2 separate regions of the Homo sapiens genome follow, and region 2 is linked to region 1. Evidence: chromatin loops called from intact Hi-C (ENCODE). Cell type or tissue: heart right ventricle. All regions are shown on one strand. Each heading gives the region's core, and the rest is flanking DNA. Links, peaks and the distances in the headings are about the cores only. Region 1 has its middle 500 kb from the start of KDM4C. Region 2 has its middle 250 kb from the start of DMAC1.

The links. A loop is a pair of places that touch in the nucleus more often than their neighbours do. Peaks named below come from ENCODE experiments on the same cell type or tissue, not always from the same donor. Only the 100,000 strongest peaks of a DNase experiment are listed, where the experiment ranks them.
Region 2: it touches region 1 in a loop (2.6-fold over the local background); 28 of 110 quality-filtered maps call a loop at or near these places.

Annotation. Positions count from the first base shown.
Region 1 is chr9:7,253,041-7,268,896 of GRCh38, reverse strand. No RefSeq gene overlaps it. Among named protein-coding and RNA genes, the nearest start is that of KDM4C, 500 kb to the right of the region's middle. In heart right ventricle, for the core only: a CTCF peak has its summit at 8,852; no DNase peak of the experiment used is centred there.
Region 2 is chr9:7,542,781-7,558,636 of GRCh38, reverse strand. It overlaps the pseudogene PPIAP33. Among named protein-coding and RNA genes, the nearest start is that of DMAC1, 250 kb to the left of the region's middle. RefSeq lists an enhancer at 9,086-9,681. In heart right ventricle, for the core only: no CTCF peak of the experiment used is centred there; a DNase peak (open chromatin) is centred at 9,256; H3K27me3 peaks cover 1,230 bases.

The DNA.
Region 1 (15,856 bases), core at 4,125-12,124:
CTTCTGGATTCCCCTCCTTTTCATGAGTCTGCAGCACACACACAGAACTATTCTAACACAGGAGGTATTTCAGGGAAGAATTGTTATCTTAAAAGCTTGCTTAGAATAAGGGGAATCAATCAACCAGAAAGCAGGGCATTGAAGATTAACCTCTGGTCCAGGTACTGTGAAAAGGAGAAGAAGGAAACCTACATTTTTTGTGTACTTTCTTTGAGCCAGGCATTACGATCTGTGCGTTATACATATAGCTAGCATCATATTTTGAGCCAAAGCCTTCTACTGCTCACTCCTAATGATTCAGACATGTCTAAAAAGGTTTGGCAAGCTAGTGGGACAGACTGCAAGGGTTGAAATAGAAACTGCTAGTTGCCTACCCAAATCCATTCTCACTGTCTTCCTCAGCAAAGAGCACATATTGTTGGATCCAACAATGTGTCCAGCTACAAGACTTTTTCCAGCGTCTCTCTCAGTAAAGTGTAACCATGGAACTAAGTTCTGCCAATGAATGTGAGGCTTCTGAGAAGTCTCCTTAACAAAGTTGGAATGTCCCCTTCTCCTTCCTTCATTGTGTGTTGCCTGGAACTCAGATCTAATGGAGGAGATGGCCATCCAAGACCTGAGAATAAGAGCTCCAGGCAGAGCAGAGTAATAATCTAGAAGGAATCTGGTCCCTGATGACATCAAGGACTCACCAAACTGTACTGCCTTCCTCTAGACTTCTTTCACATAACAGATAAATTAAAAGGATTTTTTTTTCATTTCTTACATTAAATGCAACAAACCTAGTCCCAGCTAAAACAAAAAGCATGCACTAAAAAGTAGAAGAACAAAAGGATGAAAGGGGCCTCAGTCTCTGACACTATCATGAAGCTGCCCTGCTTTAACATTACTTGAGAGAAAAATAAAGCTTCTAGATTATTTAAGGCTTCCTGGAGGAGATGGGGTCTGAGTTAGAGTTTCCATCAGCTTGAGGGAGACTCTTCTCTACTTGGGCTGTTCCTTGAGCCACCAGGAACTCTCTTTGGTTTCTACGGAGTTTTGATAACCATGGTCAATGCTACCTGTGATTCTGGAGCATTCCTGCTACCACAGATGGGGCCCAATTGCTTGAGCCATCACTCAACACCTGGCTTCCTAAAGGAGGTTGTGAAAGTGCCTGCAACTCTCAAGCCCTGAGCTGGTGTTTGATGCAGCGGTTTCTCCAGGTCCTCTCTGTGAGAAAGGACAGGAAAGGGCCCAGGGGAAAAAAGAAATCCTGGTGCCTATCCCAGTGATTCACTGTTACCAACTCAAAACCGTGAGAGAGAACACAAGCACAATTTAGGGCTCCATTCTCTCAACTTCTCACCCAGCTCTGGTCCTTTACAATGTTTACTGTGCAGCCATCTGTGAATATCTTTGTGAAACTAGTTAAAGCCTTTTATGAGACCCTAAACTTCTAGTTACACTAATTTCCCAGCCCCCCACGTGAATTAGGTCTTGAGTAAACAAAAGGCAGACTTGAGGCTGGAGAGCAATTGTACCGTGTTAAACGGTGCGTTTAACAGGGCCAGCCCACAGATTTTTCCGTTCCCATCCCTGGGCGTGCAGGCAGCACCAAAGCCCATATAATGGACTCTTTATGTGGTACTTGGTTAGAAAAACGTATTGACAAAGAATCACAGACAAATCATAGCTGTGACCTTTAGTGCTGAAACAAGGTTTTCCTTGGGAGTGATTTAATTACCCATGCAGCTCACTGGCTGCACACATTAGCAGACTCTGTCTTTCCAAAGGCCACGGCCAGGCCAGGCTGGTTTGTCTTTCCTGTGAATGTGTGCCCAAGTGCTGCTCCTGTAACGAGGCTCTGTTGTGCCATACAAGGATAAACAGCGCACAGCATCCAGCTGGACTCTGCCAGCCTGAACGATCGCTTCCCAGGCACCTGCTGCCCAAGCCGACCTTGGATCTAGCAGTGCCCCTGGCCTCAGACTCATCGTTCAGATGAATGATGCAGATGCTGGTGCCAGGCCCTGTGGCCTGCTGCAACATGGCTAGACTTTGACTACCAGGTGTAGGAACAGGGGTAGGGGGCCGGGGCTACATTGTGAGGTGAAATATGCTTGTCTTTGCCTCTCTTAGTGCACACTGCCTTCCTCTAGCCTGAGCTCTTCTTGGTCTTGCATTTCTGAGAGCTTGAGGAAAGCAGAAACTATACACTAAAAGCCATGAATTCTATGATTCTGTTTATATGAAACAGCCAGAAAAGGCAGATCCATAGAGACAGAAAGCAGATTATTGGTTGCCACTGGCTGGGGCAGGGGGAATGGAGAGTGATGGCTTCATGAGTCTGGGGCTTCTGTTTGGGCACTGGTGTTCTGTTTGTGATAGAAAGGTTCTAAAACTAGATAGTGGTGATGGTTGTACAACATTGTGAATGTCAACATGTCTCCAAATTGTATACCTTAAAATGGTTAAAACAGTAAATTTTATATTATGCATATTTTAGCACATTTTCAAAAATATGACTGAAGGATTGGGTTGCAAGGGGAGGAATTGGATATACTTACTCCCAAGATCCCAGAAGACAAAACTAAGACCAGTGAGAGAGTTTCCATGAGGCAGGTTACAGCTTATCATGTAAATAGAGGGGAAAGTGCCATTTAGAACAGGCCTACTGTGAGCCAAGGGCCCTTCAGTCCTCATTTCCTTGAAACCCACAACTCTTATGTAAGGGAGGTTTTATTATCCTTATTTAATAGATGAGGAAAAGATGCCTCCCAGAAGCTAAAACTATTTTCTCAAGGACACAGAGCTAACAGGAGGTAGAGCTAGGTTCTTCTACTCTACAGACTGTCTTTTTTTTTTTTTTTTTTTTTTTTTTTTTTTTTTTTTTTTTTGAGATAGAGTCTTGCTCTGTCAATTAGGCTGGAGTGCAGTGGTATAATCATGGCTCACTGCAGCTTAGACCTCCTAGGCTCAAGTCAGGCTCCCACCTCACCCTCCCCTGTAGCCAGGCATGTATCACCACACCTGGCTAATATTTTTATTTATTTTATGGAGACAGAGTCTCACTATGGTACTCAGGCTGGTCTTGAACTCCTGGCCTCAAATGATCCTCCCACCTTGGCCTCCGAAAATGCTGGGACTACATGCATGAGCCACCACACCCAGCCTGAAACTGTGCCTTTTTTAATAAGCCAGTGCCTCTGCAAATTTTCTACTGAAGTCTCCCTAAATATCCCATAGCAAGAGTGAAATGATACATCAAGGTGAATAGACAGAGCCCAGAGGAGTTGCTGAGTGTAAGTCAGTATAATGTTTTGGCTCTCAAATTCATGTTGGTTTTACATGCTTGCTCTATTATCTTAGATTAGTATTTTTCTTAAGTACTAGAATAAAGTTTTCATCAAAATCTTTAAGCAAAAGTATCATTCTGGGAAAATGGTCCATGTTTATCCTGAAGCCTCCCATCTCCCTTCACATTTTCTTAGGGGCCTGCATACTCCAATTTGAGAAGCTGGCACTAGGCTGGCTGCTATCCAAAAGGGAAAGGGAGAGGGAGTGAGGAAAGTGACAGGGAGGGAAGGAGAGAGGAAGGGAGGAATTCTCTGCTACTGGAATTTTCCTGCACTGGGCTCTGATGTATAAGAATTCATAAAAAGCAGGGGTTGAGGTTGGGCCTCAGTGACATTAACCCTTTTTAGTCACAGAAGCATTTTGAAAATCTAATGAAACCCATTAACTCTGGCTTAGTCTATTTTGTATTGCTATAACTGAATGCCACAGACTGGGTAACTTAGAAAGAAAAGAAATGTATTTTTTACAATTCTGAAGTTTGGGAAGTCCAAGGTCAAGGGGCTGCATCTGGTGAAGACCTTCTTGCTGAATCATAACATAGTGGAGAGACTCACATAGCAAAAGAGCAGAGCACCCACAAGACAGAGCCAGAAAGGCTTGAACTCACTTTTATAACAAAGCCACTCTTGATAATTAACCCACTACCTCAATAGTGACATTAATCCCTCATTATCTAATCACCTCTTATTAGACTCCACTTCCCAACACTGTTACACTGGGGCTTAAGTTTCTAACTCGGGGACTTTGGAAGACACATTCGAGCCATAGCAAACCCACTGTAACAAAAATTTTTCAGACACATAAAGCTTCCATGTTATTCTAGGGTGTTTGTGAACCTTCTAAAGCCTATACCCCAGATTATGCATCCCTGGATTACAAAGTCTCAAACAGAAAACGAGACAAACTTGAGGACTCCTTCTAACCCCAAGAGGCTGTCGTCTTGTCCCAGACTCCGTTTTACTCAAACATCAGCCTTTTAAAAATGCGTATAATCTGTGGCCCATTTACTGTCCACTTTGAGTGATACATTTATCAGCTAATGTGATGAACAAATTCAAGCTAACGTGATAATGAGTTATTGGGCATCCTTTCTCCCTCCTCCCCAGATGACAGTTGGATTTTTGTTTCCTTTAGGGGTATTGTAACTTCAGCTGCTTGTGGAGAGATGGAAAGCAAGAAGGTCTTGTAACTTCTTGAATCTCTCCAATTGAGTAGCTATTTACCTGACTTTGTATCAAGTCAGACACAGGGTCCAGTTAAAGGGGATTTCTGGTTTGGAGACTCAGCACAGCATGACTCTAGAGTTGCAAGAGTTTTGTGCAAGAGTGGACTTTGCCATTGCCTGTTTCCCTAGGGAAAGCCTGGTGACACTGACTTAAGTAATTTTAAATAAAGACTGAGGCTGGCTGGAGAAGAAAATTTCACAAAAATGGCTTCAAGAAAGTGGAAAGACCACAAAACTGACAACCAAAAAAATTCTGCCCAGCACTGTCCCTGACTCAGCTGATTAACTAGGACACAGCAATCTTCCTTTTTAAGCCTTGCTTATCTATACTTATCTTTCTATCCCCATCTAGAATGCAATCTATACAGACAAATATATTTAGGTCAGAACATTGGTAACAAGTGACAGAAATCAAAGTCAGACTAACTTCAGCAAGAAATGACTATGCTGGCTCTGTTATGAAGGACGATGAGATCGCCCTTAGGATAGAAGTAGCAGTACTGCTTTGGAAGGGAAACCAGAACTGCTGTATGGGGGCTCCTTAAGAAATAACTCTCTTGCAGCTAAATAGAGGATAAACAATGCGGTGAAGGAGGATCAGCAGCAGCATTGAAGGTGACGTGAAAGAGATAAAAAGAAAGAGGGAATGGACCAGGAGAGTGATGAGCCAAAACAATCTCAAAGTACTGCCAGAAGCACCAACCCACAAACAGCCACAATGTGACCTAAACTTGCCAGTCACCATCTTTGGCCCCACGCAACTCAGAGATGACAAAAACAAGGCTCCTTGGTCAAGAAGAGTTGTTAAATAACAATTCAGAGAAGTCTACTATGGATTATAGTTCTCAAAGGTCAATAAACGGTGATAAAGGTATTTAGAGTAGCATCATATATTCTAGCATCATGAGGTCTCTCCTGCCTATCAGAGATTAACATGGAAAAAGATTAGGGATGGTAGGAATTTTTTTAAGTATTTTTTAAGTTATCTGGATTATTCAGAGTAATCAAATCAATCATGGCAGACACTATTAGTTACATCCCTGCCTCCTTGTTGATAAATCCTTATTTTGTTTGATGTTCACCCTTCCATGTGTTCCTGGAAAGGAATGAACCACAATGGGTCTAATACAAACATAGTGATTCTATGCCCCTTTGGCATGTGACCCTTTCCTGATCTCTGGGTTGGGAAGAGGCTTTGGAGAGGGTTGTCACTGCCAGGAAAAAGAGGATCACTAGAGGACAGTCCCTTCATCATCTAGATATTGTGTATCTACCTGAGAAGCCTAGAACCATCCGAGGCAGCCGTCTTGTAAACAAGAGCGTAGAGGCCTAAAAGCCAAGTTAACATGCTGAGCATAACACACTAAAAGACAGAAAGAGCATGGGTCCTCAATGATATTTGTGAGGCTGGAGAGTCATCGTGAGACTGTTTGTGTATTAATAATAATACAATCCTAGTCTGATTAATTTTGTTATAATGACAATCATCCTAATTAATATAAGAGCAAAACACTGACTTGGCTTTCTGGCTTTCACTTTTTCCTCCCTGTAATTATTTTCATATAATAGACAAAGTAATCCTTTTCAAATTCAAATTTGATCATGGCATCTTCTTCTTTTAAAAATCTTCCTGCAGCGACTTGAATAAAATTTCATCCCTGGCCAGGGACTATAAGTTTTACACAGTCTCCAAACTCATCTTATTCCACATTCTCCTGCCTACTTCCCTTTTTTCTGCCATCATTTACTTTTTCTGCTCTTAACACCCTAAGCTTTTCCTTGTGAGACTGTTGTTCTGGCTATGCCTTCTGCCGATCTTCTTGCCTTCCAGATTGCTGCATGGTTAGTTCTTTCTTGTCCTTCTGGCATCAGCTCAATTATCACCTCCTCACAGAAGCTTTCCCTGAACACTCCAGCTAAATTATCTATCCTCTCATCCCTGAGCCAGACTTTATTACATCACCCTTCATCTTATTCTCCTTATAGTACTTATCCTTATTTGCAGTTATTGTAATTATTTGTTTACTAATGTTGTCAAATTCCTCTCCCTAGTATATCAGGATCAAGAAAACTAAGACCTTGTCAATCTTTCTCACCATAATTTCCTGCACCCTTAAAAAATTGTCTGAAACATCATAAATCCTCAATAATAATTGTTGAATGAAAAGAAGGAAGGAAGGAAAGAAGAGAGGGAGGGAGGGAGGGAGGGGAGAAAGCGAAGAGAAGGGGAGGGAAGGGGAGGTGAGGGGAGGAAAGAACTGTAAGGACCTGAGCCTCAGAACCTGAAATTTGGGATTCAACTATGCCAAAATTGTGTGTCTCACTCTTCTCAGCTTGGCACCTGCAGATTGAAAAAGGATGGAAACAGCAGCCCTAGAGTTACTTCCTCCTAACTTATTTCTCCAGCAGAAAGATACTCCCTCTCCCAATATCTGTATACCACTCCTAGGAATGAATTCTGATGGTCTCTGTTTAAATTATAAAATTTGCTATGGAACTAATCCTTGTGTTTAGAGAAATAGGGTATTACGATTGGCCAGGGCCAGAATTACAGTCCATAACCAGGGTACATTGTGATTGGCAGCTCTACCTGTTCCACAGGGACTAGTAGGAGGGTGGTGCAAGGAGAGGTGGGGAGGGGAGGAGGGAGAAAAGTCAGGGGAGTTAGAAAAGGATTGCTGGGCAGACAAAATCAACAGATCTTCCCTATGAACTACACTGCACCCTGGTCTTGCCAAAATGTTCTCCTAGTTCTCCAGATTTAAAACACACTCATCTCTGACTTATTACATTAGGATAAGTCCTCATCTACACAACCAGAGTAACAGAAGAGCAAATCAGAGTTTAAATGTGCACATATGTGTGCATGCATAACAGAATTACATAAAGAACAAGCTGGGTATGCAAAGCCATACACAGTGGTATAATGAATATTGGGAACTCAGAAGGAGGTAAGGTGAGAGAAGGGTGAGGAATTAAAAAAACTACATGTTGGGTAAAGTGTGTATTACTACAGTGATAGGTGCACTGAAATCTCAAATTTCACCACTATACAATTTATCCATATAACCAAAAAACACCTGTATCTATTGAGATTAAAAATTTTTTGAAAAGAACACCCTGGCTTCATAATGAGGGAGGAGAGATGTAGAATTAGCTATCCACATGGTTTTGCAGATATCTCTTGCTAACTATTGGGCCAATGTCATGGCTTTGTACTACTGCATGGTATGCCCTGCTATCTATTTAAAGTTCTTTTCCCTCCAATCGTCAGTAAAACATGGCTGCTTCCAACATGAAGTCAGCCTCTATTTTCTCTATTCAGACAATGATTCAACCACATGAGAAACCATCATGATCCCCAAACGAATACACACGATGGTTGAATCACAGTCTGGCAGTGTAGTGTGATGGCACAACAGAGGAAGACCCTCTTTGGTGAGGACAGGTCTTCCATTTGTATTGCCATTTAAAGGGACAGTAACTTACAAGGACAAAAACATGTTCTTGGCTCCAAGTCGCTCTTTGGTGGTACATTTTTAAGGATTAATTATACTGGTAGGATTTCTTTTTCCTAACACGTTTGTTTACAAAAATATTGAGCATGCATTACACATCGACATAAATAATTTTCCCCGTATCTTTGTCCTCCAAATTTTGCAGTTAATTAAACTAATTTGTCTGTTTTTGTGGGTTGGAAACTCTTACTGTCATCGTTTCCAATCACTACTTATTTAAATTTCATCCTTGGCCAGTTTCATGATAATGTTTATCTGCTCCAGAGGATTTGAAATGAGAGTAACACACAGGGATGCCATTTAAATTCTTTCTTGAAGCTGAAAAAGTCAAGAATCAACTGGCCAGTTAGATAACACAATTGCCCTTGTAGGATATTTGCTTAAGATAGCTGGGGGCTAATTTAATTCCAGAGTTGCTTATTTGAGTTTCTATGAGGGATTCCCTGCCGTTAACATGCACTGTATATAGAGATTCTAAAGAAGCATTCTCCGAGAACATTCTCAAAAGCAGGTTAAGTAAGTTGTTTTTTTAAGAAAATAAAAATCTGTACAATTTGCTGTCAACATTCAACTCCGGCCTGTTGCCAACTAGAAAGGAGCAAGAGCACTCCGACATTTCAACAGCACTCAGATCCATTATTTGGCATTTCATTAATCCATTTGGAGAGAAATGACTTCTTAATTTTGATTCCTTTAAAATGTTAGCTTGAGACCCTCAACTAGTTTCGTATGCTTACGCTACAGAGAATTTCACAGCCCTGGATTAACATAGAGGGCAGCAGAGAACCATCCAGAAGACCCAAGGAAAGGAAGTCCTGTTCTGTACATTGTTTTTGTCTTGTGCTGTCAGATGCCTTGACATGCCTCTATGGCATGATCTGGCCCCTGCCTACCTCACCTCTTCAACTTCTCCTGAGCTTCTCCTCCCAACAGCTCCCAGCCAGCCAACTTTCACAACTCCCTCAACCCTTCCCCACTCATCCCATCCCTATCCAGCTACATTGACACCTTTCAGCTCCTCAAAGGTGTCTTCTCTCCTTTCTTCCCACTCTTCACCAAACTAACTCCTCCTCATCCTCCAGGGCTCAACCCAAAGCCACTTCTCTGGGGCTCTCCTCCCTGACACCCACGTCTATATCAAGTTCACCATTGTGCTCACTTGCTGAGCTCTTCCCTTCTCCTTCTTACCACGGAGCACTGTTCTCATGGATCACCTGTAATAACAGTTTGCTTAAGGTTTCTTTCTCTCTACTGGTTTATAAGCTCCACAAACAACAAGCAATGGGTCAATATCGTTCACTGCCCTATCCTAATGCTTAGCATGGTTGGCACACAGAGTTAAATAAATACTTGTTGATTCAATAACAAATTGAAAGATGGTGGGTAAGTCCCTTGAACTTTATGATCGGTCCACGTTAAATATTATATGAGTTTGTAATTTTATGCAACACAGAAATGCTAGAACCGTAACAACAAATTCAATTACCACTTGAATTAGGGGTAAAAGAAACTGGCCTGGCTGAGCAGGAGATAAGGGTGATAGGAGACTAAACTAAGCCAGCTTCAGCAGCTACTATTGCCAGGCACTGTATTAGGTATGTTTGGACAGTTTATCTCATTCAGTTTATCTTATCTGCTGTTGTCACAGCAGTCCTTCAGCTTTGCTTATCATTTTCACATTATTCAGATTAGAAAAATGAGGCCACATAGATAGAAAGTGGTAGGGCTGCTTGAATCCGAATCTTGACTATTTGCAATACACCATAAGTTGGGTCTGTGCTTTTTTGGTTAAAAAAAAAAATGGGTATAGAAGTTGAAGAGAAAACGAGTGAGTGGGAAGATCCTGAATTTTCCTCCAGTCTCTCTAATTAGCCCATTCTCATATTACACATCTTCCCACATCCACCCTTCCCCCTAAACACACACACACACACACACACACACACACACTCCACACTACCAATCTCCCTGTAAGCAAATAGTTTCTCTAATTTTTGGTGATAACCTCCACAGTGGATTAGGTATGACTTTAATCAGAAACTTTGGTCCTCTTTCTGCATCATTACCTCTTCTCCACTTTTATTGTGAGTCCCTTTTCAGCTGTGCATATTTCAACACTCATTTATGTGACCATTAAGCCATTATCACCATTTCAGGTTCAGACCAGAATTGCACTTTTAATAAATTATAATAAGCTCCAATTGACTTAAGAGGAAAAGCCTCACTTTTTGTTTCCAGCAAAGCCATCTTTGTCCCTACCTCCTGGAGAAGAGCTGAATGCAATGTTCCACCACAGGCAAAAATGTTCCAAGCAAAAGCTAGACATTACAAAGAAGTGGATGGCATTCAGTGCTGCTGAAACAAGCTCAGTGCAGCCCAGACAGGGATGAGAATGCAGAGACAAATTCCCCGGTGCAGAAGCATGGGCCAGAGGTGAGGCCTTCTCTGACCGCCCCAGCCCCTCCCATCTGTAGCTTTAAGAATCTCTTGTGGTGGGAATTGGTGGCTCATGCCTGTAATCCCAGCACTTTGGGAGGCTGAGGCAGGTGGATCACTTGAGGTCAGGAGATCAAGATCAGTCCGGCCAACATGGTGAAACCCCACCTCTACTAAACATACAAAAATTAGCCGGGCATGGTGGTGGGTGCTTATAATCCCAGCTACTAGAGAGGCTGAAGCAGGAGAATCGCTTGAACCCTGGGAGGCAGAGGCTGCAGTGAGCCAAGATCGTGCCATTGCACTTCAGCCTGGGTGACAGAGCGAGACTCCATCTCAAAAAAACAAAAGAATCTGATGCTGAGGATATTTTCTGATTTATTTTTCCTTGAGTCCTAGAAGCCTTCACTTTTCTTATTTCCTCCTTGTTTATTTGTTGGGTGTATTGGGCTATATCCTAAAATTATACCTTGAGAGAAAGGTAACTCTGCTAAGCTTTCCCAGGCCTGTAATCTAAGATGGGACATGTGAACCTCCAGTGTGAACTCAGAGGCAGAGAGAGCAGCTAAAGTTAAGCTCAGGTTCTCCTCATTCTGGGAGCTAAGAGACTGGACTTTCAAAAGTGAGACTCCTTATATATTTTAAAAGGAGAAAAATCCTAAATGAATTTACAAAAACTTTGACAAATACAAAGTATTTGTATTAAACAGATTAATGCTCTGTTAATATATAGATAATATAATTTCATGGATTTGAAAGATAGATGCTGAGTTTCACTTCTGGTAAGTGCTGAGAAGCTTCTATCAGACCTACCCACTCAAAGGCTCTAGAGTCACCAAAAGAAGCAGAAATTGGAGGAGAAAGTTTACACTTGGAAGAAGGAAATTGCCTTGCATGAGATATTTTTTTTTCCGTACAGTCTTTTTGCTGGAGGATGACCTCAAGAAGCACAACACAGGGTCCTACATTTTGGGCTCCTACAGTATCTGGAGAGTGAAGGGGCATCTGCTGAAACAACCCAAAGTCTGAGGAGAAGTCAATGGCTGGGACTAGATTCATCTCAATGCTCATTCACTCATATTTCTGGCTCCTGGACTTGGAGGACTCAAAAGCTAGAACTGCCCACTACTCATGCCTCTCCACATAGCTTGGCTTCCTCCTAGCACTGTGGCCTGAAAGTAGCTGAGCTTCTTATGTGAAGACTTAGGTTCCAAGAATAAAACTTAACAGCTAGCAAGGCAGAGGTTATTTCATCACTTTTCATGTCCTAACTGGAAAGCCACACAGCATCTCTTCTGCTGCATTATACTGGTTACAGGTGACTCACAATCCCCTAAAAGTCAAGAAGAGAAAAATTATACTTTACTCTTGATGGAGTGTGGTAAAATTCTAGAAGAGAGGTAGGATGAAAGATATTGTTATGGTCATCTAGGGAAAATGCAATCTGTCACAAAAATCAGTGACCTAAGATTCCATCATAAGAAGCTAAAAAAGAAAAAGAAAATAAACCCAGAGTAATTTAAATGAAGAAAATAATAAAAAGCAAAGGTAAATAAAAAGCAATAAACATTGAGAAAAATTTTAAAGTCAAAACTTTGATTGACTACTTGAACTAAATGACGATGAAAACACAACTTATCAACATTTGTGGAATACAGCAAAAGCAGTGCTTAGAAGAAAGTTTATAGAAAAGAAAAAGATCTGAAGTCAATAATCTAAATTTCTACCTGAGGAAACTAGAAAAAGAAGAGCAAATTAAATCAAAAGTAACGGAAGAAAATAAATAATAAGAATTAGGCAGAAATCAATGAAATTGAAAACAGAAAATCAGTGGAGAAAACCAAAAGCTGGTTCTTTGAAAAGAGCAATAACACTGATAAGCGTCTAGTCAGGCTAAGAAAAAAAGAGGGCACAAATTATTAATATCAAAGGGGTAAGAAGGGACATGACTACTGATTCCATGGACATTAAAAGGATAATAAAGAAATACTGTAAACAATTCTATGCCTACAAATTGGATAACTTAGATGAAACGGTGAATTTCTTGAAAGACATAAGCTGCCAAAACTTACACAAGATATAGACAATTTGAATAGGCCTATATCTATTAAAGAAGTTGAATCAATAATTAATATCTTTCTAAAACAGAAAACATCAGGCCCAGATGAGTTTATTCAAGAACTCTACCAAATATTTAAGAAAAAATTATACCCATTTTCTACAATCTCTTCTAAAGGATAGAAGCAGAAGGAATACTTCTTAATTTGTCCTATAAAGCCAGTATTACCCTCAAACCAAAACCAGACAAAGATATTACAAGAAAAGAAAACTGTAGACCAATATATCTCACAAACATAAATGCAAAAATCTTCAACAAAATATTAGCAAATTGAATCCAACAATGTATGAAAATTATACACCACGACCAAGTGGGATTTATCTCACATATGCAAGACTTGTTTAACATTTGAAACTCAATTAATGTAATCCATCACATCAACAAGCTAAGAGAGAAAAATAACATGATCATTTCAATAGATGCAGAAAAAGTATTTGTCAAAATCCAACACCCATTCATGATTTTTTTTAAACTCTCAAAAAACTAAGAATAAATTAGAACCTCCTCAACTTAATAAAGTATATCTACAAAACATCTCCAGCTAAAAATAACACTTAACAGTAAGAAACTAGAAGCTTTACCACTAAGATCAGGTACAAGGCAAGAATGTCTCCTCTCACTGTTCCTTTTTGACTTTGTACTGAAAGTTCTAGCTAGGGCAATAAAACAAGAAAAGGAAATAAAAGGTACACAGATTGGAAAGGAAGAAATAAAACTGTCTTTTTTGGCAGATGACATGAGCATCTATGCAGAAAATCCAAAAGAATTGATTTTTTTAAAACCTTTAGAACTAATATATAGTTATAGCAAGATTGCAGCATCCAAGGCTGATATAAAAAGTTAATTGGCTGGGCTCAGTGGCTCATGCCTGGAATCCCAACACTTCGGGAGGCCGAGGGGGGTGGATCATGAGGTCAGGAGATCGAGACTATCCTGGCCAACATGGTGAAGCCGTGTCTCTACTAAAAATACAAAAAAAATTAACCCACCGTGGTGGCATGTGCCTGTAGTCCCAGTTATTCAGGAGGCTGAGGCAGGAGAATTGCTTGAACCCAGGAGGAAGAAGTTGCAGTGAGCCGAGATCGCGCCACTGCACTCCAGCCTGAGCTTCGGAGCCAGACTCCATCTCAAAGAAAAAAAAAAATTAATCACTTTTCTGTATACCAGCAGTGAATATGTAGAATTTGAAATTTAAAACACTCTAACATTTACGTTAGCACTTCCCAAAAAATTAAATAGGTATAAGATCTATATGTGGAAAACCACACAAAATCTGACTTTAAAAATCAAGGAAAAACTAAATAAATGGAAAAATATTCCATGTTCATGGATAGGAAAACTCAACATTGTCAAGATGTCAGTTCTTCCCATTGACCTACAGGTTCAATGCAATCCCATTCAAAATCTTAGCACACTATTTTATGGATACCAACAAATTGATTCTAAAGTTTACATGAGAGACAAAAGGCCTAAAATAGCCAACACAATATTGAATGAGAAGAATAAAGTGAAAGGACTGACACTATCTAACTTTGAGACTTACAATAAAGCTATAGTAATCAAGATAGTGTGGTATTGGTAAAAGAACAGACAAATAGGTCAATGGAACAGAACAGAGAGCCCAGAGATAGACCCAAGTAAATATAGTCAAATGATCTTTGACAAAGGAGTAAAGTCAGTGGAAAAAATTTTTTAACAAATTGTGGTAGTACAACTGGGCATCCACATGTGAAACAATCAATCTAAACACAGATCTTACACCCTTCCAAAAATTATCACAAATGGATCATAGACCTAAATATAAAATGCAAAACTATAAAATTCCTAGAAAAAAACAGTAGAGAAAACTTAGATGATCTTGGGTATGGTGATGTCTTTTTAGATAAAACACCAAAGTAACAATTCATGAAAGAAATCATTGATAAACTGGGCTTCAGTCAAATTAAAAAGTTCTACCTGCAAAAGACAATGTCAAGAGAATGAGAAAACAAGCTATGTGCTGCAAGAAAACATTTGCAAAAGACATCTGATAAAGAACTGTTGTCCAAAATATACAAAGAACTCCTAAAAGTCAATAGTAAGAAAACAACAGCATGAATAAAAAGTGGGCCAAAGGCCTTAAGGGACACCTCACCAAAAAATATATACTGATGGGAAACAAGCATATGAAAAGATGCACCATGTCGCAAGGACTTCATGACGAAAACACCAAAAGCAATGGCAACAGAAGCCAAAATTGACAAATGGGATCTAATTAAACTAAAGAGCTTCTGCACAGCAAAAGAAACTACCGTCAGAGTGAACAGGCTACCTACAGAATGGGAGAAAATTTTTACAATCTACCCATCTGACAAAGGGCTAATATCCAGAATCTACAAATAACTTAAACAAATTTACAAGAAAAAATCAAACAACCCCATCCAAAAGTGGGTGAAGGATATGAACAGATACTTCTCAAAAGAAGACATTTATGCAGCCAATAGATACATGAAAAAATGCTCATCATAACTGGTCATCAGAGAAATGCAAAGCAAAACCACAGTGAGATACCATTTCACACCAGTTAGAATGGCGGTCATTAAAAAGTCAGGAAACAACCAAACAACCGGTGCTGGAGAGGATGTGGAGAAATAGGAACACTTTTACACTGTTGGTGGGACTGTAAACTAGTTCAACCATTGTGGAAGACAGTGTGGTGATTCCTCAAGGATCTAGAACTAAAAATACCATTTGACCCAGCAATCCCATTACTGGGCATATACCCAGAGGATTATAAATCATGCTGCTATAAAGACACATGCACACGTATATTTATTGCGGCACTGTTCACAATAGCAAAGACTTGGGACCAACCCAAATGTCCAACAATGATAGACTAGTTTAAGAAAATGTGGCACATATACACCACAGAATACTATGCAGCCATAAAAAAGCATGAGTTCATGTCCTTTGTAAGGACATGGATGAAGCTGGAAACCATCATTCTGAGCAAACTATCGCAAGGACAGAAAAACAAACACCGCATGTTCTCACTCATAGGTGGGAACTGAACAATGAGAACATTTGGACACAGGGTGGGCAACATCACACACCGGGGCCTGTTGTGGGGTCGGGGGAGGGAGGAGGGATAGCATTAGGAGATATACCTAATGTAAATAACGAGTTAATGGGTGCAGCACACCAACATGACACATGTATACATATGTAACAAACCTGCAC
Region 2 (15,856 bases), core at 5,165-13,164, 290 kb before region 1:
GATCAATATAAATTATTGTGTGCTCACTTGAGTCAGACATTGTGCTGAACTCTTTATTTTCTTTTCTGCCAGCCCCTCTAATACTAAAGTATACATTGTTATAGTACCAGAATATAAGCTCCCTGTAGGCTAGGACCATCTGGTTTTATTTACCGCTTTAGAGACTCCTCTGTTCTAGGTGATTATCAACAGCTTTACCTCGAACCTATTGTACAAAATGGGGAGTGGAATAAAGACAAATGGGCCATTGTTAAATACCAGGAATAAAATTACAATGCCCCTGAATAGACTGACACTTTGGCTGGGGAATATATCCTTGTAAAAATTACCTTAGATAAATCCCTTGTACTTCACAGTGTCTGACACATTATAAATGCTCAATAAATATTTGTCAACAGTATGAACAAGTGAATGAATGCCTACTTTGTGCAGCTGCAATAGTAGTAAGACATTGTCCTTGCTAAGAAACAGTACATTGTTACAGGAGGTATAGAGGACTATGGGCCATAGGTACATGGGCAAGTCAACATTTAATTTAATATGTTCTAATTTCCATCCTAATTCTTTCTCATATGAGTAAATAGCAAGATTAGAATGAAATTCAAAAAAAAGTCAGAAATGTAATTATTAGAGAAAGGTGATTATGACTGAATGTTACACTGGAAAGAAGCAACTTACTCATTAAGTCTGCTTTCTGCTCAGCCAAGAAATATTCTTTTCCAAAGTAAGAACTAATCACTGATCCTTGCACAATTAGTTCTGCACCAGGAGAATGGGGACAGTTCAAGAGCCTCAGAAACATTTGCAAAACTTTCCAGTTTAATCTATTAACACCTCAGAAAGGAACATATCATAGCAGAGTTACAAAAGTCTGGAAGTGAGGTCTCCTTTTGGGATGTGGTAGCTAGCGGATTGCTGTTTGGCAATTTAAACACAGTGAGGAGGAATAATTTAAAATATCCTGTGTGCATTGAGGAATAAACATCTCAAGATGGAGTAACTATGTTGGAAACAAAGTCAAATGCCAAGCCAGTGTCTCTCTGTTTACTTTTCTCAACAAGATTATCTAATTCAAGGTAATATATAAAATATTTAATAATTCGTATGGCATAGGCACTGAGCTATCAAAACTGACTCTACCCATGTACAAAACAACAAAATAGTCCACACATTGACTGACTATCCAACCTGCTCCCAGCAACTCTTCTTAATTTGATTTCTGGGCTTATCTCTTATCTCCCTAGGTGACTTGGTGACATCGGACAGCCTCTCCTACTGTGGTGAGTGCAAACCTCTGCCCTGGGAGTCAGAGAATTTGGGTTTCGGTCTTAGCTCTACGCGTTTTATGACCTTAGGGAAATTGTTTCATTGTTCTGTGCTCAACTTGCTTCTTTGGGAAAACAAGGAGATTAGGAGATTGGGCTGACATTTTTCAATGTGAGTGCTATGGACATTGGCAGGCAAGGAACAGTTGTTTATGATGTAAGTCTGTCCAGCACATGGCAGGGTATTTAGTACCCATGTCCTCTGGACACTAAATGCCACTAGCACTCCCCAGTGATTGTGATAACCCGAAATGTTCCATGAATTTCTACTGTTGCAAAACAAATTGACTAGACAGTCTCTAAGGCCCTTTTCACTGTTAACCTTTTAATATTTCTTGCATATCCAGTAAACAGTTCTATATAAGTAATGTCTGTTTTGCACTGGGTGTTTTCTAATTCTCTACAATGACAAGCTTACTGTAATATTCCAGGTCAAACATTTCTGAACAGCTCTCTGACTTAGAAAGCCAGGAAAACTTGCCATCTAGATAGATGAAAAAAGAATCAGCAACCCCATTAGGCCAGCAGTCCAGCAAATTAGCAATTCTCAACTTTTCAGAAGTGCATCGGCAAGATCCAGTTATGAGAAACAGACACCTGATTTAGTATTTTAAGTGAATGAGATTCAATATGGGGAACTAGGTCCTTTCAAAATTTTAGAGAGTTTGGAGGAACAGGTTCTAGGCTGAGCCTCCAGAAATGACTCCTAGAAAACTATTCAATGATTCATCAAGGGAGCTGTTATCCCCACCTCTAACAGGAAGGTAGGGAATAAGAAGGCTGCTTCTGGAACTGTGGTCTTCATGAACATACTCTTGCAATGGTGATCTAATATTACAATACCAAGGCCTTCATTGCCACTGCCACCATACTGCCTCTTACCACCCATGATGCTCTTGAGTGGTCCCTGGAAAGGTAATATTGAAAATCCAATGTTATACCGGCAGAAAACAACCAAAACAGCAGAAATATGGTCCGTGCCTCACTTCAGCTTTATAAACCTAAAGCATATACTTGGGAGAACTAAATTTATATCCATTACAATAACTATACAGATAGTTTCTAACCATCAAGTTTCTACAGTGCAGGAAGGGACAAGAGAAGAAGCTTGATATTAGGTATCAAGATACCACACCTACCGTGGAAGGCATGAAGCTGTCATAATCTGAAGAAAGCCATGACTCTCCACAGAAAAAAAAAAAGTACATGCTAAATATATATAAGTTTGCATATGTTTTCATGGTATGTACAGATGTCCCAAAAGCCACAGTGAACCCTAAGGACACTTACACTAGAGCAGAGTTTCTGAACCTTGACATAATTGACATTGGAGGTTATCTAATTCTTTGCTGTGGGAAGCAATTCTATGCATTGCAAGATGTTTAGCCACATCCTTACCCTCTTCCCACTACATGCCAGAAGTACCCTCCCACTTCAGTTTTTACAGCCAAAAATGTTTTGCAAACATGGCCAAGTGTCCCATTGAGGGGCGGCGGGTAAAAAAAGACCAAAACAACCAAACAAAAAGTCCTTAAGTCTGGCCGGGCTCTGTGGCTCAAGCCTGTAATCCCAGTACTTTGGGAGGCCAAGGCGGGTGGATCACCCAAGGTCAGGAGTTCAAGACCAGCCTGGTCAATATGGTGAAACCCCATCTCTACTAAAAATACAAAAAAAAATTAGCCAGGCGTGGTGATGTGCAACTGTAATCCCAGCTACTCAGGAGGCTGTGGCAAGAGAATCACTTGAACCTGGGAGGTGGAGGTTGCAGTGAGCCGAAATTGCGCCACTGCACTCCAGCCTAGGTGACAGAGCAAGACTCGGGGCGGGGGGCGGGGGTGGGGGGTGGCCAGGGGAAGCAAGCCCTTTAGTTTTATTTATCTGTAAAGGATCAATATGAACATAAAACTTTGTGAAGAGAAAGACTTGATCGACAGAGTCATGCATACAAACATCATGAACTACGATAGGTAAAACTGTTGAAGAAATATGTACATAACAAGAGCATGGACAAGAGCAGCTTCAAAAATGGATTCAGAAAGGGGATTTAATATTGTAATTAAACCAACAGAACCTGGAATTTAGACTCAGAAGACCTGTGTGGTGGTTAATTTTATGTATCAACTTAGCTGAGCCGTAGGATACCCAGATATTTAGCCAAACAGAATTGTGGGTTTGTCTGTCAGGATGTTTCTGAATGAGATTACCTTATGAATCAGTAGACTCAATAAAGCAGATTGCTCTTTCTAATGTGAATGGGCCTCATCCAATCAACTAAAGACCAAAAGAGAACAAAACGGTTTTGTCAGAGGAAATTCCCACTGCCTGGCTATTGTGCTAGGACATTGGTTTTTTCTGGACTTTAGAACTTGGACTAAAACATGGGCTTTTCCTGGATCTCAAGCCTGCTGGAACTTACATCATCAGCTCTCCTGGTTCTTAGGCCTTTGGATTCAGACAAGAACTAAACATTGGCCCTCCTGGGTCTTCAGCTTGCCAATTGCAAATCCTGACCCTTGTCAGTCTCTACAACAATGTGACCCAATTTCTTTTTTGTTTGTTTTTTGTTTTTAAGTTCCGGGATACATGTGCAGAACATGTAGATTTTTTACAAAGGCATACGTGTACCTTTGTGGTTTGCTGCACCTATTAACCCATCCTCTAAGTTCTTTCCCCTTGTCCCTCCACCCTCTAACATGCCTGGGTGTGTGTTGTTCCCCTCCCTGTGTCCATATGTTCTCATTGTTCATATCCCACTTATGAGTGAGAACATTCAGTGTTTGATTTTCTGTTCCTGTGTTACTTTGCTGAGGACGATGGCTTCCAGCTTCATCCATGTCCCTGCAAAAAACATGATCTCATTCCTTTTTATGGCTGCATAGTATTTCACGGTGTATATGTACCACATTTTCTTTATCCAGTCTATCATTAATGGGCATTTGGATTGGTTCCATGTCTTTGCTATTGTAAATAGTGCTGCCATAGACATACATGTGCATGTGTCTTTATAAAGATTTATATTCCTTTGGGTATGTACCCAGTAATGGAATTGCTGGGTCAAATGGTATTTCTGGTTCTAGATCTTTGAGGAATCGCCATACTGTTTTTCACAATCGTTGAACTAGTTTACATTCCCACCAATGGGGTAAAAGCGTTCCTATTTCTCCACAGCCTTGCCAACATCTATTAGTTTCTTGACTTTTTAAAAATTGCCATTCTGACTGGCGTGACATGGTATCTTATTGTGGTTTTTCTCTGCATTTCTCTAATAATCCATTATATTGAGCTTTTTTTCACGTTTTTTGGCCGGGTTGTTTTTCTCTTGTAAATTTAAGTCCCTTGTAGACTCTGGATATTAGACCTTTGTCAGATGGGTAGATTGCAAAATTTTCTCATTCTGTAGGTTGCCTGTTCATTCTAATGATAGTATCTTTTGCTGTACAGAAGCTCTTTAGTTTAGTTAGATCCCATTTATCAACTTTTGCGTTTGTTGCAATTGCTTTTGGTGGTTTTGTCATGAAATCTTTGCCCATGCCTATGTCCTGAATTGTATTGTCTAGGTTTTCTTCTAGGGTTTTTATGGTTTGGGGTTTTACATTTAAGTCTTTAATCCATCTTGAGTTAATAATATTTGTATAAGGTATAAGGAAGGGGTCCAATTTCAGTTTTGTGCATATGGCTAGCCAGTTTTCCCAGCACCATTTATTAAATAGGAGATCCTTTCCCCATTGCTCATTGTTGTCAGGTTTGCTGAAGATCAGATGGTTGTAGATGTGTGGCGTTGTTTCTGAGGTCTCTGTCCTGTTCCATTGGTCTATATGTCTTTTTTGGTACCAGTATCATGCTGGGCATGCTGCTTTGCTTGCTGTAGCCTTGTAGCATAGTTTGAAGTCAGAGAGAGTGATGCCCCCAGCTTTGTTTTTTGTTTGTTTTGTCTTTTGCTTAAAATTGTCTTGGCTATACAGTGTCTTCTGTGATTCCATATGAAATTTAAAGTAGTTTTTGCTAATTCTGTGAAGAATGTCAGTGGTAGTTTGATGGGAGTAGCAGCGAATCTTTACACTATTTTGGGCAATATGGCCATTTTCACGATATTGATTCTTCCTATCCATGAGGATGCAATTTTTTTCCATTTGTTTGTGTTCTATCTTATTTCCTTGAGCAGTGGTTTGTAGTCCTTCTTGAAGAGGTCCTCCACTTCCCTTGATAACTGTATTCCTAGGTATTTTATTCTTTGTAGCAATTGTGAATGGGAGTTTATTCATGATTTGGCTCTCTGCTTGTCTGTTGTCCGTGTAAAGGAATGCTTGTGATTTTTGCACATTGATTCTGTATCCTGAAACTTTGCTGAAGTTGCTTATCAGCTTAAGAAGTTTTGGGGCTGAGATGTTGGGGTTTTCTAAATACAAAGTCATGTCATCTGCAAATAGAGATAATTTGACTTCCTCTCTTCCCATTTGAATACCTTTTTTTCTTTCTCTTGCCTAATTGTCCTGGCCAGAACCTCCAGGTTGAACCACTATGTTGAATAGGAGTGGTGAAAGAGGGCATCCTTGTCTTGTACTGGTTTTCAAAGGGAATGCTTCCAGCTTTTGCCCATTGTGGGTTTGTCATAAATAGCTCTTGTTATTTTGAGATATGTTCCATCAATACCTAGTTTACTGAGAGTTTTTAACATGAAAAGATTTTGAATTTTATCAAAGGCCTTTACGGCATCTATTGAGATAATCATGTGGTTTTTGTCTTCGGTTCTGTTTATATGATGTATTACGTTTACTGATTTGCTATGTTGAACCAGCCTTGCATCCAGGAATGAAGCTGACTTGATCATGGGAGATAAGTTTTTCGATGTGCTGCTGGATTTGGTTTGCCAGTATTTTATTGAGGATTTTCACATCAATGTCCATCAGGGATATTGGCCCCAAAATTTTTTTTTTTGTCTGTGCCCATTTTTGGTATCAGGATGATGATGGTTTCATAAAATGAGTTAGAAAGGAGTCCCTCATTTTCAATTGTTTTGAATAGTTTCAGGAGGAATGGTACTAGCTCCTCTTTGTATTTCTGGTAGAATTTGGCTGTGAATCTGTCTGGTCCTGGGCTTTTTTTGGTTGGTAGGCTATTAATTACTGCCTCAATTTCAGAACTTGTTGTTGGTCTCTTCAGGGATTCGACTTCTTCCTGATTTAGTCTTGGGAGGGTGTGTGCGTCCAGGAATTTATTCATTTCTTCTAGATTTTCTAGTTTATTTGCATAGAAGTATTTATAGTGTTCTCTGATGATAGTTTGTATTTCTGTGGGGTCAGTTGTGATATCCCCTTTATCATTTTTTATTGTTTCTATTTGATTCTTTTATTAGTCTAGCTGGTGGTCCGTTTCGTTAATTTTTTTCAATAAACTGGCTCTTGGATTCATTGATTTTTTTGGAGAGTTTTTTGTGTCTCTATCTCCTTCAATTCTGTTCTTATCTGAGTTATTTCTAATCTTCTGCCAGCTTTTGCATTAGTTTGCTCTTGCCTTTCTAGCTCTTTTAATTGTGATGTTAGGGTGTCAGTTTAAGATCTCTCTAGTTTCTGATGTGGGTATTTTAGTGCTGTAAATTTCCCTCTTAACACTGCTTTAGCTCTGTCCCAGAGATTCTGGTACATTGTCTCTTTGTTCTCATTGGTTTCAAATAACTTACTGATTTCTGCCTTAATTTCATTATTTACCATGGAATCATTCAGGAGCAAGTTGTTCAATTTCCATGTAATTGTGTGGTTTGAGTTAGTTTCTTAATCCTGAGTTCTAATTTGATTGCACTGTGGTCTGAGAGACTGTCATGATTTCAGTTTTTTGCATCTGCTGAGGAGTGTTTTAAATCCAATTATGTGGTCGATTTTAGAATAAGTGCCATGTGGCACTGAGAAGAATGTATATTTTGGTGATTTGGGGTAGAGAGTTCTGTAGCTGTCTACCAAGTCTACCTGATCCAAAGCTGAGTTCAAGTCCTGAATATCCTTGTTAATTTTTTGTCTCATTGATCTAATATTGACATTGGGGTGTTAAAGTCTCCCACTATTACTGTGTGGGAGTCTAAGTCTCTGTGTATGTCTCTAAGAACTTGTTTTATGAATCCGCGTGCTCCTATACTGGGTGCGTATACATTTAGGATAGTTAGTTCTTGTTGAATTGATCCCTTTACCATTACGTAAGCCCTTCTTTGTCTTTTTTGATCTTTGTTCATTTAAATTCCATTTTGTCAGAGACTAGGATTGCAACCCTGTTTTTTTTGTTTTGTTTTGTTTTTGTTTTTGTTTTTCGCTTTCTGCTGAGAGGTCCACTGTTCGTCTGATGGGCTTCCCATTGTAGGTGACTTGGCCTTTCTTTCTGACTGCCCTTAACATTTTTTCCTTCATTTCGACCTTGGAGAATCTGATGATTATGTGTCTTGTGGTTGATCCTCTCGTGAAGTATCTTAGCAGTGTTTTCTGTATTTCCCGAATTTGAATGTTGGCCTGTCTTGCTAGGTTGAGGAAGTTCTCCTGAAGTGCGTTTTCCAGCTTCTTTTCATTCTCCTCATCTCCTTCAGGTACTCCAGTCAATTACAGGTTCGGTCTTTTTATGAAGTCCCGTATTTCTTGGAGGCTTTGTTCATTTCTTTTATTCTTTTTCCTCTAATCTTGTCTGCATGCCTTAATTCAGCAAGGTAGTCTTCAAACTCTGATATCCTTTCTTCTGCTTGGTGGATTTGGCTATTGATACTTGTGTATACTTCACAAAGTTCTCGTGCTGTGTTTTTCAGCTCCATCAGGTCATTTATGTTCCTCTCCAAACTGGTTATTCTAGTTAGCAGCTCCTCTAACCTTTATCAAGGTCTTAGGTTCTTTGCATTGGGTTAGAACATGCTCCTTTAGCTCAGGAGAGTATTTTATTACCCACCTTCTGAAGCCTACTTCTGTCAATTCATTCATCTCATCCTCCATCCAGTTCTGTGTCCTTGCTGGAGAGGCTTTGCAATCATTTGGAGGGGAAGAGGCACTCTGGCCTTTTGGGTTTTCAGCGTTTTTTCATTGACTCGTTCTCATCTTGAGTTTGTCTCATTTCAATCATTGAAGCTGCTGACCCTTGGATGGAGTTTTGTGGGGACTTTTTTTATTGTTGATGCTATTGTTGTCACTTTGTTTTTCTTTCAATGCGTCAGGTCCCTCTTCTGTAAGGCTGCCATGGTTTGCAGGGGGTTCCCTCCTGTGCCTGGAGATGTCACTTCAGGAGGCTGGAGAACAAGAAAGATGGGTGCCTGCTTCTTCTTTTGGGATCTCTGAATTTGAGGGGCACCAAACTGATGCCAGTAGGATCGCTCCTGTATAGGGTGTCTCACAACCCCCGTTGGAGGGTCTCACCCAGTTGGGTGGCACAGAAAAGAGGACCCATTTAACAAAGCACTTTGATGACACCTTGGTGGAGGGGGTGTGCTTTGCTGGGGGGAAACCCACTCATCTGGGCTGCCTGGATTCCTCAGAACTACCAGGAAGAAAGGGTAAGTCTGCTGGTCCGCAGAGACTGCGGCCACCCCTCTCACTAGGGGCTCAGGCTCAGGAAGATCTGGGTTGGGTCCCTGAGTCTCTGGCTGAAGTTGTTGGAGTTCCTGCAGGGAAACCCCACCCAGTGAGAAAGGATGGATCAGGGTCAGGCCTGAAGAGATGTTCTGCCTGCAGTCTGCCACAGCCCGTGTGTTTGAATGGTGGGGGACACCTCTAGGGGCCAAGACGTCCAGCCTCCCTGGCTCCAGCAGGGGAAAAGCACAGCCTGGAGCTATGGAGATGGATGCCACCCTTCCCCCAGCCAGGGAGCTGTGTTAGGCAGTTAAGAGTCCCAGAGCTGGCTGCTGTCCCTCCCTCAAGGAGCTCAAAAGGCTTAGACAGCAGGCAGCCACAGCTGTGGTGCTGGTCACCCCTCCCCCCAGGAGCTCAGCAGGCTTAAGCAGGAAGCTGAGAGGCTGTTGAGAATCTGCTCAGCTCCAGGGTTGAAACCCTAGGCCCTGGTGATGTGGGTTCGTGAGTGGGATCTTCTGATTCATGGGTTGCACAGTTCCATGGAAAAAGCACCGTTTCCCAGGCTGGGTAGCACATTCACTCACCGCCTCCCTTGGCTGGGGAGTGGGGGCTTCCCTGCCCTGTGTGGCTCTCAGGTGGGCTGTCACACCACACTGCTCTTCCTTCCTCTCCATGGATCGTGCCAGCCACCTCGCCAATTTCTTGTACTAAATCTCTTTCTATACATATACTTTCTATTGGTCCTGTTTCTCTGGAGAACCCTAATACAGTTCGATTTAAGTGTTAGTTCTATTGCCCAATCTGTGAACTTGGACAAGTCAGTTTAACTCTCTGAGCCTCTGTTTTCTCACCTATAAAATGGAGATTATGGAAACACTTATGTCACAAGATTACTGTTTGATTGAGGCAAGGTGGACTGAGTAGCTCTCTTTACCTGTATTTTACAAGAACTATGTGTCTTTTAAGGCATTTCCTCCTTCCTACCACAGCCACCCTGAGTCACTGGGAACAAGTATCTACAGATGTACCTGTGCCCCTATCTCAAAAAATGGAACCAGGTGCACTCTACTCCACTTGGTGAAGGTTCTTCCTTCTGATCCATTTGAAAATCATATGAAGGTTGTTTCCGTATCATTGGCATGATTCTTAAGGATGAATTTAGAAGAGTTAAACATTCAAACTTTAGCAAGTTTTTATCTTTTGGAATTTTTGTTTTGTTTTGTTTTTGAATTTGAAACATTAAAGAAAACAATTATTGGGGATCAAAAAAATCTTATTTCCCTGCCAAACCATATGCATCGAAATTGTTTCTATCAATGGAAACAGTCCAAGAATTTGAAAAACAAATCCCAGTGAAAACACGCAAAATTAAGTTGGCAATTTCTTCTTTTTGATTTTTTTAAAAAAGAAACCATAAACTAGAAGACATAGAGTTTTCTTTTTTAAACGAATTTCTCATCTTCCAGCAGGAGCCATTCTTTTCACAAATCAATGCTTACTGCTAAAAAGAGAAAGCTTAATGGATGAACATTGTGGTAAAAGTGAAGGCCCCTCCGAACACATTTTAAAAGGAAATTACAATTCAGTAAATTCTCCTTCCCCTCTTGTTCTGTTTGTATTTCCATTCTGTGCTGTTGCTAATTCGAAAAGCCAGATTTTCACTCCACTCCTCATTCTGTTCAACTTTACAACCTGGATAAGCCTTTCTGACACAAAAGACTTTATGTTGTGGGACAAGAGGTTCTGGATCCTGGATTTAAAGTCTAATTTGGAGCCTTCCTGTGTCAAATTCATTCACCTCTGCAAATACATTGTAATAAAATAGTGACGGTCTGATTAATCTACAACCGTTCAAATGTATCTGGAGAAGCAAGTGCTTTTCCCTTAGGCTCAGATTGGCATAAGGGCACAAATATTGCCCTAAAGCAGTAATAAAGATCCTTTCCTATTAAAATGAACAAGTCAACAAAAATATCCCTGTGTCTCAAAGAAAATATCCCTCTAGAAGATGTTTATCAAAAGTTATTCACAGAATTATACGGTCATCCCTCTGTATCTGCAGGGGATTTGTTCCAGGACACACTGCCCTCATAGCAAAATCTGTAGATGTTCAAGTCTCTGATTTAAATCGTACAGTATTTGCATATAACCTATGCACATCCTCCTGTATACTTTAAACCATCTCAAGATTACTTATAATACCTAATACAATGTAAATACTATGTAAATTGTTGTAATACTATATTTATTGTTATATATATTTATGTATATATATATGTAATATATATATTGTTTTATATTTTCAATCCATTGTTAGTTGAATCTGTGGATATGGAACCCAAAGATATGTAAGGTCATCTGTACTAACTACTATAATCAATTTCACTAATGTGAAATCATAAAATTTACAAAGATTGTTTAGAACAGTATGCTCAACCTGTGTTATCCATGGCATTATTACTTAATAAATGTGCAAATAATAATAGGTGCTGGTATTAATTACCTTTGAAAAATGCTAATCCCCTCTTAAAGTGTCATATATTACATAGTATATTAAACGAACTGAGAAATTCTTCGGTAAAGAAATTTAATCTTATTCTCCAAGATTCTTCTAGACTTACTTGACTACAGACCTCTTTTTTTCATAAAAATATGTCTTAACAGATGTGAGATTAGAAATCTTTGCAGAGCAGTTTGAAAAATGTTGGTTGAGGATCTCAACCTACTATATCACTCACCTCACCCTGGCACATATATGTGCGTGCACACACACACATACACATATCAGTATCATAATTGCTCCTTTTAGAGGCACTCACTTTTCTCTAATACAGCTCTCCAAAACTAGCTTCCTCTCACCATCAAAACATGTTTATCTTCTGTATACATTCCTAGGATCCTGCTTTCTGCTAACAGGCAACTTATGTGATCAGCTATTTGAAAATTTGAAGGTAAAAATGAGAGCTCTGGAATGAGAATACCTAGATTTAAATTAGGGTTTCATAATTTATGAACAGTATGATCTTGGGCAAGTTACTTGACCTCACTAAGCTTTAACTTTCTGCTCTATACATTAAGCATGATAATGGTGCTTATTTCATTAAGTCACTGTGATGTTTAAATGAGATGATTCCTACAGAAATGTGTCTGACACAAAGTGTTCAAAAACATTTTAAAGAAACAAATATATACATGAATTATAACAATTAATCTCATGTGGGGCATTTTTCCTTCTGCTTTATAAATGTTTCCTTTAGATAAGGTTGTTGTGTAAATCCTTCAAGGGAAGCCTGTGAGCCTTGATAACAAGACCACACCAGACAAACTATTTGGTCCCAACTGCCCAACTCCATCTCATGCCTCCCTCCCTCTGGCTGTCTGTGCCAGTCTCAATGAACCTCTTTCAGTTCTTGAAACAGGGCTATACTTTGTCTTTTGCACATGCTGTTCCCTCTGCCTGAAACACTCTTCCTCACTGCTGCCTTGCTTTGACGTAATCAGGCTTTTGGCTGAAATGATATTTCCTCTAAGAAGTTTTCTTGATACCACCTCCCCACCAGACTAGTATAGTTACCCCATGTGCTTCCCCTATAATAATATTCATCACACTTGATTGTAACTTTATCTGCCTCCTCAGCTTTAGGGACTGACTCTGTGTTTTTCTCTCTCTCTTCTCCTCTCCCCCCAGCCCCCGCCACAATTTATCACAGAACAGAACATACTGGTGGTTTTATGAATACCTAGCTGGTACAGGAATCCTTACTCAACCCTCCAATCCCATCCTCCATTTTGCACATACCACAAATGTATGTCTTCCACACATAAGTCTTACGCAACCCTAACAGGGGAAGCCCTTATGATGTCTGAGGAAAACTTTTTTCATGCGCCAGGTAAAAGGGAGCTTAGAATCTGATATATTATAAATTAACTTAAAGAAAATAAGGAAGCGTGACTTTATTACAAAGTAAATTCTGCCACAAAGGTAATAGGATTTCCATTTTGAGGATGCAGCTTAGAGAAGTAAAGCAACTTCCCATAATCGCACAACTAGTAAATGACAGAACTGGAATCTAAATCTTGGACTTTCTAACTCTTAAGCAAGCTCCCTTCAATTTTCACAACACCATCCTGTCTGCTTTAGATACCATGCCAATCAAAAATAGGATACCCAGAAAAATGTTCTGAATATAGACATCCCAAGACATATGGGGTGCAGCAGTGCCAGCAGACCAATGCCAAGCAGCATCCATAGATAAGAGAGATTAGCACTGCATGCAAGCAGAAGTCTCCTCCAGGCTGAGTTCTTAGCAGGCACAGGAATTCTGTGTTCCATAGTGCCCTTTCAGCATGACAACTTGGAAGGATGGGAAAAGCCCAGACTTTGAATCAATCTTCAATTTTAATCATTGCTCTGCTACTTTAACGTTGTGTGATTGTGGCCTGGTCACTTGCCCTTTCTGAACCTCAATATTTTAATCTATAAAGTAGTCATAATTCTACCTATTTGTCAAGGATAATGTGAGAATCCAGTAACAACCTGTGTAAAACTGCCTAACACAGCTCTGGAGCCCGTCGGATACTCCCTCTGTTCCCTTCTCTTTGACCAGTGGTTTCTGATAAGAGAAAGCTGTCTTCTTGAGCAAAAACTACCTTTCCCTATGGATAATCTCCCTGTTCACTGATGCCACCATAAGGACTAGCTCTGGGTGTTGGTATCTTGGCCCTGGGAAGAGGTGGGGAGGTTGACAGAGGAAGTCAGTGGATCCCTTTTCCAAGTTGGCCCTGGACCCATGGACCAGAGATAACAAGGAGTTCTGTGCAAAGAGAACACATTGGAAGCCCGTGTGCTCTGATGTGGGAGAAAGCTGGGTCATGCTATTTGAAGTGGCCTCCAGATTGTGAAACTCAACCCTGCTCATCCTCCCCACAAACATCCTGGTGGCTGTGTGGTAATGGACAGCTATCATTATAGCATTTATCCATCTCTGGCCTCAGACCTCCCAAGGCCATCTGAAAACCAAACTCCTAGCAAGGATCAAATGGAAAGGACAATAAGTTTGAGCCCAGAAGTTGGAAATGGGAGGCTTGGTAGAAACCCAAAAAAAAAGGAACAATCAGGAGCTACTCTCATTTAATGCTCTTTCTACTGAAGGAGTATCTTTGTCACTGCAGTTCTCCAGGGCAATCTAATGAAGTCTCTGTAAAAGAATCTGGTTCCACGCATAGGCTGCCTATTGATTTCATCAGTAGTTCTTTAAAGGGTTCAATTAAGGGTAAGAAGGAAAGCAAAGCAAAGTTGTGTCTAAAGAGTGGGAAAACCCAGATCCAAAAAATGTGAAGCTGGAATTTTTCAGCCCTTCTAAAATGTGATAAGGATCAGAGTGTAAGAGAGGCAATCAATTATGTCATTAGGACAGGTCACAAAAGGGAGAAAGAGAAGAAACACAGAAAATTATTGACAAGTGCATGAAGACAGTGCCTAACAAAGATGGTGCTTTCTCAGTCCTCCAGGAAAATAATACATCTTTTCTCCTCAATATTCATATCTTCCTCATTTTAAAAAAATTATAGCCAGCCAATTCCTATTGACTGTCATTATTCTTTTATTTAATCAAAATGTGTGCTTGGATATTAGTTTTAGACCCTGTGCTAGACAGGTGGAAAAAAAGGTGAACAAAAATAAACACAGTCTTGCTCTCAGAAGATTCAAAATTTAATTGGAAAGATAGACATTAATCAAATAATCACTTCCATTAATGTTTGATTACAAACTGATACATAAGTGTTCAGGAGGAAGAGAACTTGGTGATATGAGAGGGAAATTGACCTACACTGGATAGGGGCACCATTGAAAGCTTCCCTAAGTAAGTTATTCATGAGTTGATGTCAAAAATATGAATAATAAAGCAAAAGTGTACCAAAATAGGAATGAATAAGGAAGATACTGGGTGATGCACCAAATTACAGGAAGACCGGAGGGAGGAATAAACTCAGAAAATGTCAGGAATCAAGAGAAGCTGGCAGCAGAAACTCTCCTGGACTTGCTCCCAAGCACATAGCCACTCCTGCTCCATGATGTGGCTGCTGAGGTCAGTAATTAAGTCCCATTGTCCCTTTGGCTTTTTGTCACTAAGTCAAGATACAAAGCCTGGAGTGGAAACTCCCAGCTGTACAAACCTAGGTCAGGTGCCCAAGAGATAGGCTTCCCTCCTTTTGAGTCACATAATAGGATTTCCCAAAACCAGGAAGAGGAGTGGAACACTGGATGACAAAAAGAAAAAGAAAAAGAAAACCTCTACCATGGGAGAGAGGGGGAGAAAGGCATGGCAGAGAGTGAGAACTGCATGCACAGTAGCCCTTGCCTAAGTGTAGAGACACACTAAGAGAGATAGAGATAGAAGAGGCTGAAATCCAGGCAGAGTCATACTGATTCAGTTCTTGCAAAGCTCTTAAGATTTGGATCTTTACCTTGAGGCAATAAGAAATCATTGATGACTTTATCAGCAGAAGGAAAGCATATTCAACTGCATTTTGGAAAGATAATTCAGAATACAGGAGAGAGAACAGACAGTGAGGGCACAAGAGCAAATGGGGAGCAGTCCACATTTGTAGATACCGTGATGCGTAGATAGTAGACACCGTGATGTGTATCCCAGGTCCCCACTTCAGGACTGAGGCACATCTCCCCAGCTACAGAACTGTTGGTTGCTGACAACTCACAGTTAAATCCCTTTTTGAGACTAGCCCTTGGCGTAAGGAAGCTGCCACAGGGAGGCTATGTCCCTCCCTGGAGACAGCTGGCATCAGATGACTAATCAGCATTGCTACAAAGGCTTTATTTGAGGTGGCTCTAAAGGGCTATCTGAGCTCCAGAGCTCCCTGTGGGATCAGCTGAGGTCTCATGGCAACTGCATCACAGTTTCAGTTCTCCTCCTGCCCGATCCTGCTACCCTCACTCCTCATCATTAGTGACTCCTGAAGCAGTCCTCAGTAATCTTTCTG